Regions from separate parts of the Homo sapiens genome. Here region 2 is linked to region 1. A link is a loop called in an ENCODE intact Hi-C map of the cell type or tissue named here. Cell type or tissue: endothelial cell of umbilical vein. All regions are shown on one strand. Links, peaks and the distances in the headings refer to the core of each region. The heading gives the core; the rest is flanking DNA.

Region 1 (8,334 bases), core at 218-8,217:
AACCAAACATCGTATGTTCTCACTCATAAGTGGGAGCTAAGCTATGAAGATGCAAAGGCATAACAATGATACAATGGACTTTGGGGACTTGGGGGAAAGGGTGGGAGCGGGTAAGGGATAAAAAACTACAAATTTGGTGCAGTGTATACTGCTGCGGTGATGGGTGCACCACAATCTCACAAATCACCACTAAAGAACTTACTCATGAAACCAAATACCACCTGTTCCCCAAAACCAATGGAAATAAAACATTTTTAAAAAAGAGGACATTAGTCCACATGATTTCTTTTTGATTTGTTTTTTTCTGTGTGTTTGTGTTTGTGTTTTTGTTTTGTTTTGTTTTGTTTTGAGACGGTCTCACTCTGTTGCTCCAGCTGGAGTGCAATGGCGCAATCTTGGCTCTCTGCAACCTCTGCCTCCCACGTTCAAATGATTCTCATGCCTCAGCCACCTGAATAGCTGGGATTACAGGCACAGGCCACTACACTCCGGTAATTTGTGTATTTTTTGTAGAGATGGGGTTTCACCATGTTGCCCAGGCTGTTCTTAAACCCCTGAGCTCAAAGTGATCTACCTGCCTTGGCCTCCCAAAGTGTTGAGATTATGGGAGTGAGCCATTACACCTGGCATGTTATTTGTTTTGATGGAAGAAATGATGTTTTGCAATTGTAGCTTGCTCTGCAAAAAAAATAATGATGTATGTTAGGAACTTACAAAATTAGCTAATGTATCAGAAAGTCATATACAGTGGAATTTCTAGGCCAAAAAATAAGAATATTTTTAAGGATTTTGATTTTCATCACCTAATTTCCTCCAGAAAGACTGAGCTGTAATGCTCTCCATTAGAGCAATGGTAGGTGTTCCTCAAGGGCTGACGTCAGGCTTTATTATCTTTGTTTACTGGGCCATACCTGGCACCTATTAGGTGGGCAATACATATTTCAATGTAAAACACAATTTCTTCATTGTATTTCATTTCTCCATTAGTATGTGTCAAATATTGCATGGGATATACTTGAACTGAAAGATTATCTATTGTTTGAAATTCAAATTTAAGTAGGCATTTTGTGTTTTTATTTGCTCAATTTGGCAAAATCCGTTTGTACAATGGGAATAAAAGCAATCCCTCTCTCATGACCAGAATATGATCACCACAATCACTCAAGGCAGTCCCTAGCCCAGTGGCTGGCATGGAGTAGGCCCTCATCAAAAGATACTAAACAGAGACAAACATTTGTTTCTCTGTGCACTACTTGCCTTTGCAAGCAGCTGCCATTTATTTAAGCACTTAAGAAATCTCAGGCATTTTAGAGACATTATCTTAATCTTGTCCTTGCTCACTTAGCTTCAGTCACACTGGTCTCCTTTCTGTTACTCAGACACAAGCCAGCCTGTCCTGGCCCCAGGCTCTTTGCACAAAGTTCGCTCTGCCTAGACTGCTCTTGCCTCAACCCCTTTGCATAGCTGCCTCTTTTCACTGTTCAGGTCTTAGATCGAATCTTATTCCTCAGGGAAGACATCATGCTCAGCCCATCAAAGCTTCCCTCTTCTTGCCCTCAAGCCACATGTGTGTCATCTCCGTGTCTCGCCATCTGCCTAACACTGCTTATTGTCCAAGGCAGAGCCCCAGACAGAGAGGCCATGGTCACAAAGTAGGTGGGAAAGTCAAGGGAACACTGTCAGTGACTCTTGTCAGACACTGGTGGCTCCAGGTGGCTCAGCTCTGTAGCATTTCAGAGGGCCTGGAATGAAGAATAAGTCAAGCTGTGAGCTCACCCAACCTGGGTAGGATGTGAGGAGGGCAGGAGATGTCACCGCGGGCACAGGAGAGAAAAGCAGCAGCGGCTGATGCCTCTTAGCTGGGAGGGGACATTGGTGAGCATAGTTGAGCCCCTGCCACCCCTGACTCCTCAAACTCATTGGAAGGAATGTGATTGGAGTTGGAGCTTCCCTGACTGTGTGAGGATGAAGCCAGATAAATTCTGTTTGTTAAGGCACTAGGTAGTGTGGAAAATTGTGGCTAAAATTATGACTCTTCTTCTTTAAGGGAGGAAGAGCATGGCTAACTGGACTAAGGCAGAGAGAGAGGTGAAGAATGCTGATTTCACTTAGCCCTCCACAGCAGCCCCATACAACATTTTTGTGGACTAAGGGTGATCTTAGCCAGTGAAAGACTTTTGGTCTTATCAGTCTCCTGGCTGTGTCAGTCCTGAGAGCATTTGGTGGTGGTGGTGGTGGGGTGGGGGTGTTGGGTATGTTGTAGTGTGGAGAGGAATCTTCCCTCCAGCCAACTAGTAGCTGGGTGCTTTGACCCAGACAGTTCTTTAGGAGAAATTTCTTCCCCTATTCTCATGTTTTCATGAGGAAATTTTGCCCCACTTTCCAGGAGGTAAAGAATTTGGAAGTAATGCACTTCCTACTTTTTTCTTGCTGGATCTTCCCTCAAGGGATGAGGAGAGCTTAATCTGATTGATGTTCACCTCTTCCTCTCTTTCTCCTTTCAGTTTGGCCTGTCTGCAGGATGTAGGCTTTCTTCCAGAGCTCCCATAGACAGCTGCTCAGGTGGTGCACTGCAAAACTCCAGGAGTGCATTTGCAGACAGGGAGCAAATGGCACCCTCTAGAGTGCAGAGTGCAGGCCCTGTATTCTCCTGCAACTCTAGCCTCCTGCCAAGGTGTAAACACCTTGGGATCAGATATGGGACATTTTCATCATCACAGAAATTTCCACCGAAGAACTTTGGGCTGGATTTAGGGAAAAGTTGCAAGAACCTATTTAACCAGGGGAAGTCGGCTGTGTCCTCTAATTAAGCAGTACCAAGATTATAGGTGATAGTTTATCCTCCATCGGACTTCTGTATTTATAATTTTAGATGTGCCCTGGGGGCAGTGAGGCAGAGGTGAGATTAATCCCTTTAAATCCTAACACAACCAAGTAAGGACAAAGGTATAATAGAACTGAGCCCTAAAAGAGGCACTGAAAGGGAGGGGCCCAGCTGCCAAGGGACTTGAGGATGCCACACCCAGCACACATTAGGACTGACCACCAAGAGAGATCTGAGGGAGGGAAAGTGGTAAAGTCTTTCAGAAACATAACCCATACAATGGCTCCAGAACCCTTGAGATCCAGATCAGATTGACTTGAAACCTCATTCCATCCCCTCAGCAGTTCGACTCTCTTCTCCAGGTTTCTTTTTTTTTGAGATGGCATCTCGCTCTGTCACCCATGCTGGAGTGCAGTGGTGCGATCCCAGCTCACTGCAACCTCCACCTCCAGGGTTCAAGTGATTCTCCTGCCTCAGCCTCCCAAGTATCTGGGACTACAGGTGCATGCCATCTGCCCAGCTAATTTTTGTGTTTTTTTAGTAGAGCTGGGATTTTACCATGTTGGCCAGGTTGGTCTCGAACTCGTGACCTCAGGTGATCCACCCGCCTTGGCCTCCCAAAGTGCTGGGATTATAGGCATGAGCAACTGCGCCTGACCTCTTCTCTAGATTTCTGAGTATTCTTGACATTCTCAGGGTCCTTTTCTGCTTGAGACTAACCTATCTGCACTACGTCAACCCAGACCTGACTTTCAGCCCCTTCTTTGATTTTGATGCATCCCCCTCCTATCCCCATGCCAAATATTTGAGAGGAAATATGGAATGATGGTGAACAGTGAGGACTCTGAAGTCACACTGCCTGGGCCTGTCACTTACTACTAGCTTTGGGACCTTGGGCAACTTACCAAACTGGTCTGTGCCTCAGTTTCCTCATCTGGGGAATTGGAATAATAATTGAGTTATTGTAAGAATTAGATGGATTAATTTGTGGAAAATCCTAGAACAGTTCCTAGCACATAATAGCCCTTTTAAAAGGGTTAGTCAGTATTTGTAGGTATATCGGATTTCATGAAAATTTGGAGTCGACAGAGAGAAATCAGACTGTGTACACTGCTGTAAACAATTCAAAATATGCAGTTAGCCATTCCTGGTGTTAAATGTCTGTTCAGCTTCCGGCAAGGAAAGTTCTGATTAGCCTCCTACTGTATATGGTACTGATCTCCCCTATGTCCCCCTTTTTTCTTCTCCCTTCTTTGGCTGGGCGTCTCCAGAGTGGGGGTCCCAGCTGGCTGGAGCAGGGTATGGGGTTTTATCATCCAAATCCCTGACTGCTATTTTACAATGAGTTTTTATCATTCCAGATTTACGACTTTTCATGCGTTTATGCCAGTGGCATTTCAGGCTAAAATAGCTGTTGTTATCTATTTCAGAGGAAGTGGGAGATGGGAGCTTGCATACGTCGTCTGTGAGTAATCGACTGCGGCTTTGAGTCAGTAATTCCTGCTCCCCTTTCTGCAGGGTCTAGGCTGGGGGCTGTAGTGCAGCTGATCTGAGGTTTATTCTGGGGTGTTGCCTAAGCCCAGTGTAAGCACCACTCCTCTTAGCAAAAAATAAAAGGACCTGGAGTGGTGAACATGGGAGGAACTGGCACTGGTCTTAGAGCAGAAAAGACACAGGTCTCATGCTAGCTCTGCTACTTACCAGCCCTGTGATCTTGGGCCGTTTACTTCACTTCTCTGGGTTTCAGTTTCCTGACATGCAAAACGCTATAGCAACCTTACAAGGCTTTTACTACACTGTAGTTCAGTAGAATAGTGTATTTAAAAGGCAATAGTGCATTTTAAAAACCTGGTATACAGTGGGTGCTCAATAAGCAGTAGTTTTAACTTACTTTATTCATTGCTCATACAATGTTTATGAGGTAGGTGTTCTTGCCTTATTTTGATAGGCAAATTGCTGCAGGTTAGGAAGCTAATAAACACTTGAGCCGGGCTGGCAGCTGAACAGTCTAATTCCAAATGTTATGGTTTTGCCTTTTATATATCACACAAAGAAATCCATGAATACATTCTCTTTGTCAAAACTCAACAATTCATAAGCATATAGAGTGAAAAGTTAAATTCATCCCTCATCTATTGACTCCATTCTCCTCCTTAAATATAATCACCATTAACAGTTCATTATGAGTATAGTTCATTTTCTATGAAGCTTCATAATTTTTAAACACTTTTAAAAAAGGAATGGGATCTATATCTATCATCTCTCTCTCTCTCTTTCTCTCTTTCTCTGTTTGTCTACATATCTATCTATCTACCTATCTAATCTATCTATCTACCTATCTATTTAACCAGTTTTGTGACTCATTTTTGACATGTAGCTCTATGTCGTGGAGACTTTTTCATACCAGTACATGTAACTTTGCATCATTCTTTGTAACCACTATTTAAGAGTCTGTAAAATGATTGTATGATAAATTATGTAATCAAGTTTAATTATTATAATCAGGTGTTAATGTAATCAGGTATTAATGATTTATCTATTGAAAAATGTTTGGATTGTGTACAGTGTTTTACTTTTTAACTTCACTTGCTGGTTTTAATTTGACAGGACTTGATTCTGATGTAGTTCACATCTGTCAATCTTTCTTGTTACAGCTACTGCATTTTGTGTCTTGCTTAGGAAGGTCTTCTCCCTGTCTCAAGGTTGTAAAAACATTCTCCTATGCTTTCTTCTAGAATGCTAAAAATCACACCGTAATGCTAGAAGTGAAACCCAAAACATACTTTGTCACTTAAAGTGTGGGGTCAGTGTTATCGAGCTGTTGAAGATGAGAACTAATTGCCAGCCACTGGTCATGTTGTGTCTGAATTCATTTGTTATGGAGCATACTTCGTAGTTTTGGTTTCTATGTTGAACTCTAGTGCATCTGGGATTTATTGTTTTGAATGGTGTGGAGTAGGATCTAATTTTATTTTTTCTTTTGTAAGAGGGCAGTCTTGTCAATACCATGTATTGGATAGTCTTTCCTTTCTCTTCTAATTTAAATGGTCACCATTATTATTATTATGGGTCTATTTCTGAAATCTCCTCTTCCATTTATATATATATCCATTTTGATATATGTATATATATAGGCTTAGTTATATTAATCATTTATTCTGTTCCATTGTTCTATACAGAAGCCAATACTATATTGGCAAAAAGTAAGTGTTCAAATAATGCTAAATATTTTTGACTGAATTAATGTAGTGAATTAAATAGATGCCTTACTTCATGATTCTCGTATTTCTTTGATTATGCTCCTAAATCTGATCTGTTAATATTTATTTGGAATTTTCATTAGTTTGGTGAAGATGGACTATGGTTTCTGAAATCTTACCTGCGAATATTTATTTGGAATTTTGCATTAGTTTGATAAAGATGGACTATAGTTTTCTAAATCTGACCTGTTAATATTTATTTGGAGTTCTGCATTAGTTTGGTGAAGATGGACTATGGTTTTCTAAATCTGACCTGTCAATATTTATTTTGAATTTTGCATTAGTTTGGTGAAGATGGACTACGGTTTTCTAAATCTTATCTGTTAATATTTATTTGGAATTTTGCATTAGTTTGGTAAAGATGGACTGTAGTTTTCTAAATGTAACCTGTCAATATTTATTTGGAATTTTGCATTGGTTTGGTGAAGTTGGACTATAGTTTTCTAATCTGACCTGTCAATATTTATTTGGAGTTTTGCATTGGTTTGGTAACAGTGAACTATTTTGCATTGGTTTGGTGAAGCTGGACTATGGTTTTTTTATTTGCGTGCTCTCCTTGTCTGGCTTTGGTATCAGTGAACGAGTCCCATAGTCTTTCACCAGATCACAACTCCTGTTTATTGAATTTCTACATATGTTAGTGACAGATTTTATTTCGGCTGTTGTGACAGTACTATAGCTCTGGAGCATCCGTGAGAGAATATAACTAAAGAAAAATTCAGATCTTGATCTTGGATGAGATTGCTGGAATCTGGGGGGTGTTGCAGACTGGATGGCTCGGCTCAATGGAGGAATCCAGGCATCAGTTCTAGGAGTATTGTGAACTTGCCTAAGGAGGGTGGCAGGGTATTGACTCCACCGTGTGTGTGTGTATGTGTGTGTGTGTCTTCATGCTATGTGTATGCATGAATATTTGCATATGCGTTTGTGTTAAGCCTGTATGCTTGAATGTACAGCATACACATGCAGGTATAACATGTGAATACGTGAATGAGTCTACATGCCTGTGAGTAGATGTATGTGTGTATGAATACATGTGTGTTGGGGTGGCTTGCTTGTGTGTGTATTGATGAAATTCCTGCCTCATTCCAGGGCTGGGCAAGATAATGCAGGGACTGCTTTGGCCTTCATGGATTTTGGGAGTGGGTGGATCAGATGGTCAAGGTGAGACACAACTGGGAAAAGCCAAAGCAGGGGAAGTAAGGCCCAGGGCTTCCAATATGGCTTTGCAAAAGTGATTTAATTTCTCTCAACCTCAGTCTCCTCACATAAAACATGGGAGAGACTCACCCCTGCCCTGTCCCCTCATGCCCTCGTGCTCAGTGTGAGACTCAGATGAGTTGACGTCTGTGAAAGCCCCTCACAGGTCAAAGCGGAAGGAAATGCCATCAAGGTCTGTTTTTTTTTTTTCCCAGATGTGCTGTCACTAACAAGGCTGGGGCAGTGACATGGTGACCCTAGTGCTGGGCTGTCAAACAAACACGTAGGAATGTGCATTACCCCAGGAGCCGGTACCCTCAGTGGCATGTCACAGGGCTTGGATACATCAAATGCAAGCCAACTTCACTTCTCTTTGTCTGTGGATATCAGTGCTTACTCTTCCTTCCCAACCCTCCCCTTGACACACAGATGAGCCAAGGCAGACAAGCTGCATCTCTCTCTGGAGCAAATGCTGGACATGCAGAACCAGCTTTGGAAGCTGCCTGTCAGGGCAACAGGAAAACTTCAACAACTCCCTCTTGCTGAACCTGCCCTGCACTGTCTGCTCACTTTCCCTTAGATAACTGTATTTGTCAGTTTAAAGGTGCCTGGGCTAGACTTCAGCAAAGTGGCCCCAACTGTGGTTCTCCTGCCCTAAACACTATGGCATGGTCATTGTGCTCTGCAGGGGTCTGCAGGAGTGAGGTCACCCATGCTGTCTGGCAGCTGAGGGTCAGGCAGCCAGAAGATGAGGGCAGCAAGGAAGACCTGCCACATGTGAGTGTGGGGTAACGTGGGAGAGTGCTGCCTTGCAGTGGCCCACCTGAACAAATGGTACCAAAACATCCAGTCAGATCATATTTTATGGGGAGTGTATTAGCACTCTTTCTGATATAAATGACGGAAAAGCAAAACAAAACACCCATACCAAATTAACTTAAGGAAAAGGCAAAATTTATTGGCTTAAGTATCTGGGAAGTCAAAATGTAAGTTTCAGGCATAGCTGGATCCAGGCATCAACCATCTTCAGAGTATACTCTCTCTCTCTCT
Region 2 (8,334 bases), core at 108-8,107, 60 kb before region 1:
TCCTAGGATTGGATATTGGGCCCCATTGGCACTATTAATCCTAGCAGGCACGGATGGGTCTTGGCAAGGCTTCTGCATCCCCTCTTCTGCAGGTGGCTTCTACACTTTCTTACCATTTCTTCTGCCTTCCGTGGAGTCCACTTCTGGCAGTGGGTGGCCTCATTGGCTGTGGTTTTCTTCGGGCATGCCAGCCAACATCCAGAAAGAGTTTTGGTTCAAGAAAAGACAGTGAGTGAACAAAAAAGTCTTTTGTTGTGCAAACCAGGAACTGCACTGAATCAACTCGGACCGATTTATTGACAGGGAGATGCCAGTTTAAATTTCTCATCCTCACTGCTCTGGGCTTTCAGATCCAAGAGATCAGAGGACGATTTAGTGAAGCTGTGAGCCCACGAGGTGTTTGAAATTGACTTCTAGGGAGGAAAGTTTTGAAGAATGAGTCTTGTATTGACTAAATGACTCAACTGGTTTGCAGACAGTCTTTCAAAGAAAAGATCACTTCATTTTTGAAGTGATAAGCTACTTTCTGTGAGGACTGTACTGACCTTTAATAAAAGAGCACCCTTGAGGAGTGGAAAGGTACTCCGGTCCGAGATTTTGGGAAAATTACAAAAATGCTGCTGCCTAGGGAGGCAATGCTGTGGAAGAAATGGCAGCACCCTGGTTGTCACCTAGGAGACGGACCTGATGGAAGGCAAAGGTGTGGAGAGAATTCTCTTGGGGCCACTGCTAGGCCCTAGGCCTTTTTTTTTTTAAATCAACAGATGGGCTGGGTGCAGAGGCTCACGCCTGTAATCCCAGCACTTTGGGAGGCTGAGGTGGGCGGATGGCTTGAGTTCAGGAGTTTGAGACCAGCCTGGGCAACATGGCGAAACCCTGTCTCTACCAAGAAAAAAAAAAATTACAAAGATTAGCCAGGAGTGGTGGCACGTGCCTGTAGTCCCAGCTACTTGGGAGACTGAGGCAGGAGGATCACTTAAGCCTGGGAGGCGGAGGTTGCAGTGAGCTGAGATCTTGCCACTGCACTCCCACCTGTGTGACAGAGCAAGACCCTGTCTCAACAAACAAACAAACCAAAAAACTCAACAAAAGACTCTTCCTCCCTGGAGGTTACAGAAAGAAATTGTCCCTTTTTAAAAACTGACCCTTCCTGGGGCATCCTGTAAATTCATCCTCATCCTCTCTGCTTTCCAGGCTTCTTTCTTCCAAAACAGTCCAGTATATTCGGCTGTCACGTGGCCAGTGGATGCTTAAAATCCCAGGATCTCCTCACTCATCAGCGTTTCCCTCAGACCAGAGCACTGTTTTTATAATACACATTTTCTCAAGTTCTACAAGTTGTGTTGTTAACCTCGAGAGCTGCAGGAGGCAGTCTCTGGGAGCTGGGTCATTAGCCTGGTTGTGAAAACCAGATGATCAGAGGGCAGAACGGGACTGTCAAACCGAACATCTGATGAAATTCAGGATTAATGTGGAGAAGTAGCTGTTGCTATAGCAACCAATCCCTACTATCCTTTGAAATGGAAAATAAACAGCAAACAAGAAAAATAATTTAAGTTGGTGTCTGGGAAGAAGGAAGGCCTGCCAGTGGAATAGTCAAAGAAAAAGGAGAGTTCGGGTATTTTAGGATATGTTGAAACAATGGTGAAACTATCTCAAAAGCAAAACCCAGGTCATTTTGGGTGGTTCAGTTCCATGCCTGCTTTTTCTAGAAATCTTTTCAGGCCCCTTCTGGCTGACCTCACTGATCTTTCTGATTGTCCAGGTACTTAAAGTCTGTACTGTACAGGTTAGCTCTTGAATTATTTTTTAAGTACTGGTCATTTCCAACTCGAAAGCAACTCCTTGGGGTTAATGACTGTGCCTTCTCCTCTTTTGTATTCCCTTTAACATGTACCAAAATGCCCAGATAAATGCCTCAAATCGGCTGATAATAAAGCCATTTCAGAAAAATCAGTAAGTTTGGCTCCATTTAATGAAGGAGAACCTTTACTGGATGTAATGCAAAAAGCAGAACTGTATGATGGAGGAAGGGGGTGGAGAGTCATGGCGAGAACATGCGCTTTTGAGTTGCACAAATCTGCCATCCAATCTTGCTGGGTATCTACCCAACAAAAATGCGTACAGATGTGCATCAAAAGACATGCACAAGGATATCCACAGTAATACTATTCATAACAACCCTCAACTGGAAACAGCCCAAATGTCTATCAACAGTAGAATGGATAAATAAACCACACGATACATTCACATAATGGAGTACTCTAGAGCAATGAGAATGAACAATCTTTGACGACATTGAGCAACGTAGATTATTCTCACAAACATGTTGAATTAATGACAAAAGAAGGTATACTACGTGATTCCATTTTTTTTTTTTGAGACAGAGTCTCGCTCTGTCACCAGGCTGGCTCACTGCAACCTCCTTCTCCTGGGTTCAAGCGATTCTTGTCCCTCAACCTCCTGAGTAGCTGGGATTACAGGTGCCCACTACCACGCCCAGCTAATTTTTTGTATATTTAGTAGAGACGGGGTTTCACCATGTTGACCAGGCTGGTCTCGGTCTCCTGACCTCATGATCCACCCGCCTCGGCCTCCCAAAGTGCTGGGATTACAGGCATGAGCCACCACGCCCGGCTATGACTCCAGTTTTTAGAACTTCAAAACTCATCTACGATTTTGGTTCATATTCCTCATATTCATGGTATTGGTGTATCTGTATCTTTGGGGAGATGATTAATGACAGAAAGAGGGCATGGCAGGGGTGCTTGCAGGGGGCTGGCAATATTGTTTCTTGATGTGAGTGCTGGTGCCCTATTTATTTATTTATTTTATTTTTTGTTTTAGAGATGAGGTCTCGCTATGTTGACCAGGTTGGTCTCAAACTCCCAGCCTCAAGCAATCCTCCCATCTCGGCCTTCCAAAGTGCTGAGATTTCAGGTGTGAGCCACCATCCCCGGCTTGGTTCCCTATTTATAAAGTAGGGATAATATGGATCCCTATCTCATAAGATTATTGTGAGGAATAAATGTTTTAATCCATGACATGTAGTAACTGTTCAATAAATATTAACTATTCTTATTACAAGCTTTCTAGGGAAGGAGAGATCCCTGTCTGGGAAGTCTCCTGGAAAAAATTGAGCCCCAGACAATTTCACAGGTCCAGGATCCTGGATGCTGTCCTGTGCCTTGCTCCTGTCTCTTGGATTGTTCTCGGCGATGTTTGGTTGCCTGTGTGACTCACCTGCAGCTCCTTGTGGGCTTTCAAGGTCTTGTGTTTTATTCATCGCCGTCTTCTTTCTCTCCTCCTAGTCCCTGGCCCTGCCAGCTGCTGGCGGTTCTGTTTCTGCTCTGTTCCCTTCCTCATGCTGACCCTTCTACCTGGCCTGCCTTTCCTTCCCCTCCAAACTGGGAAAAGTCTTCTTTCGGTATCCCCAGTGCCATCTGCATAGTAGGTGCTTTCTGCTGTGCTAAAAACCAGGCTGTACACCACCTGGCCATGGCCCCAGTGCTGTGGGCTGACTCAGGCTGAGCTAAGTTTCTATTCAGGGATTTAATTTTCCTGGTAGGCCTGGCATGTCAAGGGCCATAGTTTTCCTTACCATTCTGGAGCCACCGGGCCTCTGGGTAAAACTGTCTGGCCAAGAGACACAGGCTTTCATTTTTCAGAAAGGAAACCCTTCCCAACTGGTGGAAAATAAGCTTTTGCTTAGTGACTAATAACATAAACACAGACAAGATTTCTGGGCTTATAAATAACCAGTTGTAAAAGTGCCCAAGGGAAGCAGCCTTTTTTTGCTAGAAGAATGGCCAAGAGTATCCCTGTCACCTTGTAGATAGTGACCTTAAGCACGGGCAAAGGAGCGTTGGGCCAAGGGTGTGGAAGCTGCTCATTCTTCAGTATTAATTCCCAAGGCCTTGCTCTTATACATTATAAATCCTGGACTATTCTGGAAAAATAACACCCAATCTCTAAGGTCCTTTCCTGCTCGAAAATCCTGTGATTCTGTGGCAGCCACAACATGTTTTAAAGAGCGATGCCAGCAGGGAGAGGAAAGTCTTAGGGTTTTGTTTTGCTAGAGCTGCCTAAGTGGCTGATGAAGTAATTATGAGCACAGCTTCCATTCGTTGAGCACTGGCCGGGGCACCGTGCTGAGGGCGATAGACCTGTGAGGAAATTACTAGTCTCATTGGACTGATGAGGAGGCGGAGGGTCAGAGGGGTTGATATATATGAGTAGTAATGGAATGGCTGAGAGCTTGGGGGTAGCAGTCAGACTGCTGGGCCCAGTGCTGGCTATGCCTCGTACTCTTTGTAGTTATGGGAATTATTATTCACCTTGTCGCCCCAGGTGTTCTCATCTGTAAAATGGGGATCCTCATAGTACCGAATCCTTATGATGTAATTCATGCAGAATGATTATTAGCATGGTGCCTGCACATGGTAAGCCTACAGCAAATTTTGCTGTTATTAAGAAAGGCTTCAAGAAGCTTCATCTGTAACAGCTCTGGCCTCCTTGATGAAACACTGAGGCTTGAAATCTAGAAATCTTCTTTGCTCTCAATTAATTTAAGGTGACAGGGCCTTGACCGTGAGACTTGGGCTTCTTCCTATGGGGGACTGGGGGATGGTGTCCCAGAGCCAGGCCTGGCTGCTCGGACAGTTCTCTGACCAGATTGCTCACTGGCCCTGCCTGAGAGAATGAGGGGCCAGTTTTATCCCTCGGGTATCATCTCATTCATCCAGTGTTTCCCAAACTGGCTCCATATGAGTTCTTCTGGATGCCAATAGGAGGATTGAAATGGCCCAATCAACTGGCAGAACTCTGAGTTAAGGAAACCAGGCTCTCTGAGGACCATCAAGTATTAATGTTTGGCTTGGGTTTGACTGTGGAATTTTTTCTTCTTCAAGATAGCTTGCAGAATGAGTACTCCATGGAATATGCATTTGGAACTATTTCTTGACCCCTCCAAATGCAGTCAGCAGGGAGGCAAGTGTGAGGTCTGGCAACCAGAAAGGATGGGGGTAAGGGATGTCCTTGGAGGTGAGACAGGTGGACAGATCTGCGATATATTTTATTTTATTTTTGAGATGAAGTCTCACTCAGTTGCCCAGGCTGGGGTGCAGTGGTGTGATCTCGGCTCACTGCAACCTCCACCTCCTGGGTTCAAGCTATTGTCCTGCCTCAGCCTCCCCAGTAACTGGGGTTACAGGCACCTGCCACCACACCCGGCTAATTTTTTATATTTTTGGTGGAGATGGGGTTTCACCATGTTGGCCAGTCTGGTGACTTCTGGCCTCAAGTGATCCACCTGCTTCAGCCTCCCAAAGGGCTGGGATTACAGGCGTGAGCCACCGTACCTGGCCAGACTCGGGATATATTGTAGAGACAGGATCAGTAGGACTGATTGATGGAAGCTGCTTAGTAAAATATTTGGTGTATTGGACTGTATTGAACCGAATTGTGTTTGTGTCTCCTTGATACCAAATCAGCCAGTTGGAGAGGGAAGAATCCAGCCACTGAAACAGCCCTTCTGTCTGTGTGAGGCAAGTGGCTCACACCTCCCGACAGTCGCTGAAGGGCCAGAGGCTTTGGCTCCCTTAAAGACGTGCCAGACTCTTTGGGGTGTGAGTCTTCTTGTTTATTTACCTGTCAAAGTACTTTCCTTCTTCCTACATCCCTCCTTTTTAAAATTAGAAAACCCGCTGCCCTCTCCAGGGCCTATCACTCTTTCATTTTTGGGGCCTGGGCCATGCATCCCGAGGCAGTCGGGGTGTTTCCAGTTTCCAAGGTTTATTGTTAATGAAAAGTGCACAACAGGCTGAAATCCCTGGCAGGAGCCAAAGCTGCAGGGTACACCGAGGCCAGCAGACGCTGGAGCAGCCAATTTTATCTGGATGTTCTCTCCTCCTCCTCCTCCCTACCCTCCTCCTTCCCCCTTCATTTTATCAGGGAGGTTTGGCTGGACTTGAAGGAGCCAAAAAGGAACTGGAGGGGTCTGAGCTTCTAGCAGCCAGCAACAAGGTATGGGAGGACAGGGGACCCAGGCCTAGGGTAGGTTCCAGGTCAACTCAGTTCTTCATTGAATGTGTGTCTGCCTTGGTGCTAGGCTCTGGGGATGAATTAATATTGATAGCAACAATAATAGCTAACATAATTGAGTGTATGCTGTAAGGGGAAGGCCTTGTAAACATTGAACAAACTGGTATCAATAAGTCCTCCCAGCAGTTCTAAGTACTTGCTAATATTATTCACGTTTTGTAGTTGACTAAACTGAGGCCCAGAGAGGGCAAGCAACATCCCTAGAATCACACAGCCCTAGGAGTATCTCATTCCAACACTATAGTTTTTAGCTCTGTCCGTCTAGGCAGAGGACCTGGGTATGTAAACCAAGAAATAAACCTGCACAGTTTGCACGTGCTATGAGGCAAGTATTGACTAGTGCAGTGGGAGGGGCGCTGTGGAAACCACATATGAGCACAGTCTTGGCTAATGAATTAGGGTGCTGGGCATAGGGGGCCTGATGGAAATGTTAGAAAAGTGGATGAGATGGAGGGAGGTAGGCAGGGGACCTTCAGGGAGGGTCTTGGGTAGCCTACAAAGGTTTTTGTACTATATCCCTTAAGAGTGATGATGGATTTCAAAACAAATATTGCTTATTTTATCCTTGCTCAAAGGACATCTTATGTGAAAGTCCAAAGTATGAAACAGGTGGCAATGGAGTGGCTTTGGACAGCCTGTCATTTGTGGCCTCCCTTCTCCCTGCCTCCTTGCATGGGTCCCTGGCCATCTGCCTGGAACCCTGACTTTGAACATAACGGCTAGAGAGCATCAGCATTGGGTAGAAAGAAGCATTTACAAGCATTTGGGAAGACTGTTTCCTTGGTGGTGTGGAGGTTGAGTGAGAAGGGGCTGGACCTGGTGGCCGGGAACCGGCTTGAGATCATAGTAGCAGCGGCCCTGCAACCTGCGGCATTAGTTCCCCATCCATGCTGGGGACTGGAGCCCTGCTGATTCCAGCCAGCTCTTTGGGAGGCCATCTCATCTGGTAGTTCTGCACTTGATCTTTGACGCCAAACTGCCTGATTGCAGGCCGTGCCAGTTTCTTAACCTCCCTAGGCCTCAGTGCCTTCATCTTTCAAATGGTAAAATTACAGATATTTCCCTGATTATTTGTCATAGGGTTTAAATGAGTCAGTACATGTGAGGTACTTAAAACCTTACACACAAACTTGGTGCACAGTAAGTGCTATATTGTTATTTATTATTAATGTTCAGAAATGCCTTTATGTAGTTTGAGTTTACTCATTTAATAAATATTAGCTGAGCTCCTACTATGTTACTCTGTGCCAAATACTGTTCTGGGTGCTGAGGATACACCAGTGAGTGAAACAGGACAACCCCCTTTTACATTTGACTGGGGGAGACAGAATAAATAAATACATGGAATGGGTGTGTAGTAGGGCTGAGAGGGGCCCATGGGATCGTGCACGACTTGGTGGGCCACATTAAAAGCTTTGGGTTTTATTTGCCTGAGATGGGAAGTTATAAAGAGATGACAAGATTGAGCACCCATTTTGGGGTCAGAGTAGCTCTGTCAGGGCCGGCTACCTGGTCCGTATCCAGTGGTTAATAAATTATTGGTTGTGTTTGTTGTTACCCATCATCCTGTCTACAGGAAAGCCGTTCTGGGAGAGGGTATGAGAAATGATCTTGACAAGGAAAGTGGGGTCCTCAGAAAAGGGAACCACATTTCCCTTAGCATGACAAAGGCGTGTCCAGGAACAGTGGTGGTGACACACACCATTTTCCACCTGGCGGGACAGCACGCCCCACGCCTCGTGATGCTGAATTGGCTGATTTGTGTTCTGACCCATCAGTCGATCCTCTGCCTGGCGACATCTCCGTTGTCCTCTCTCGCATTCTCTGTAGCATAAGTGAGCTTGTTGGCTAAACGGGGTGTTTGTGTATTGCTGTTTTCCCTCTGCAGTGTTTGAGAACAAAGATAAGATTGTGATCATCATGGAATATGCCAGCAAAGGGGAGCTGTACGATTACATCAGTGAGCGGCGACGCCTCAGTGAGAGGGAGACCCGGCACTTCTTCCGGCAGATCGTCTCTGCTGTGCACTATTGTCACAAGGTATGGCTGCGCCTGGCCCGCAGCTTTGGCCGTAGATGGTTTTTATGGCACTGCATGATTTTTTTCCTATTATAAAAGTGATATCTGTTCATGGGAGCATGTATGGAGAATTTATGAACTAGAAAGAAGAAAATTACCATCACCCGTGATTCTGGAATCCAGGGATAATCTATTTTTGACATTTTTGCTTGT

Evidence for each region. A loop is a pair of places that touch in the nucleus more often than their neighbours do. Peaks named below come from ENCODE experiments on the same cell type or tissue, not always from the same donor. Only the 100,000 strongest peaks of a DNase experiment are listed, where the experiment ranks them.
Region 2: a loop joins it to region 1, with 3 times the contacts of the local background. A loop is called at or near these places in 4 of 110 quality-filtered maps.

Annotation. Positions count from the first base shown.
Region 1 is chr12:106,026,611-106,034,944 of GRCh38, reverse strand. No RefSeq gene overlaps it. Among named protein-coding and RNA genes, the nearest start is that of NUAK1, 110 kb to the left of the region's middle. In endothelial cell of umbilical vein, for the core only: no CTCF peak of the experiment used is centred there; a DNase peak (open chromatin) is centred at 4,374; H3K27ac peaks cover 1,525 bases.
Region 2 is chr12:106,086,542-106,094,875 of GRCh38, reverse strand. NUAK1 (NUAK family kinase 1) reads left to right here. Exons shown (of 7, transcript NM_014840.3): 3 at 7,991-8,142. Among named protein-coding and RNA genes, the nearest start is that of NUAK1, 48 kb to the left of the region's middle. In endothelial cell of umbilical vein, for the core only: no CTCF peak of the experiment used is centred there; a DNase peak (open chromatin) is centred at 3,665; H3K27ac peaks cover 1,646 bases.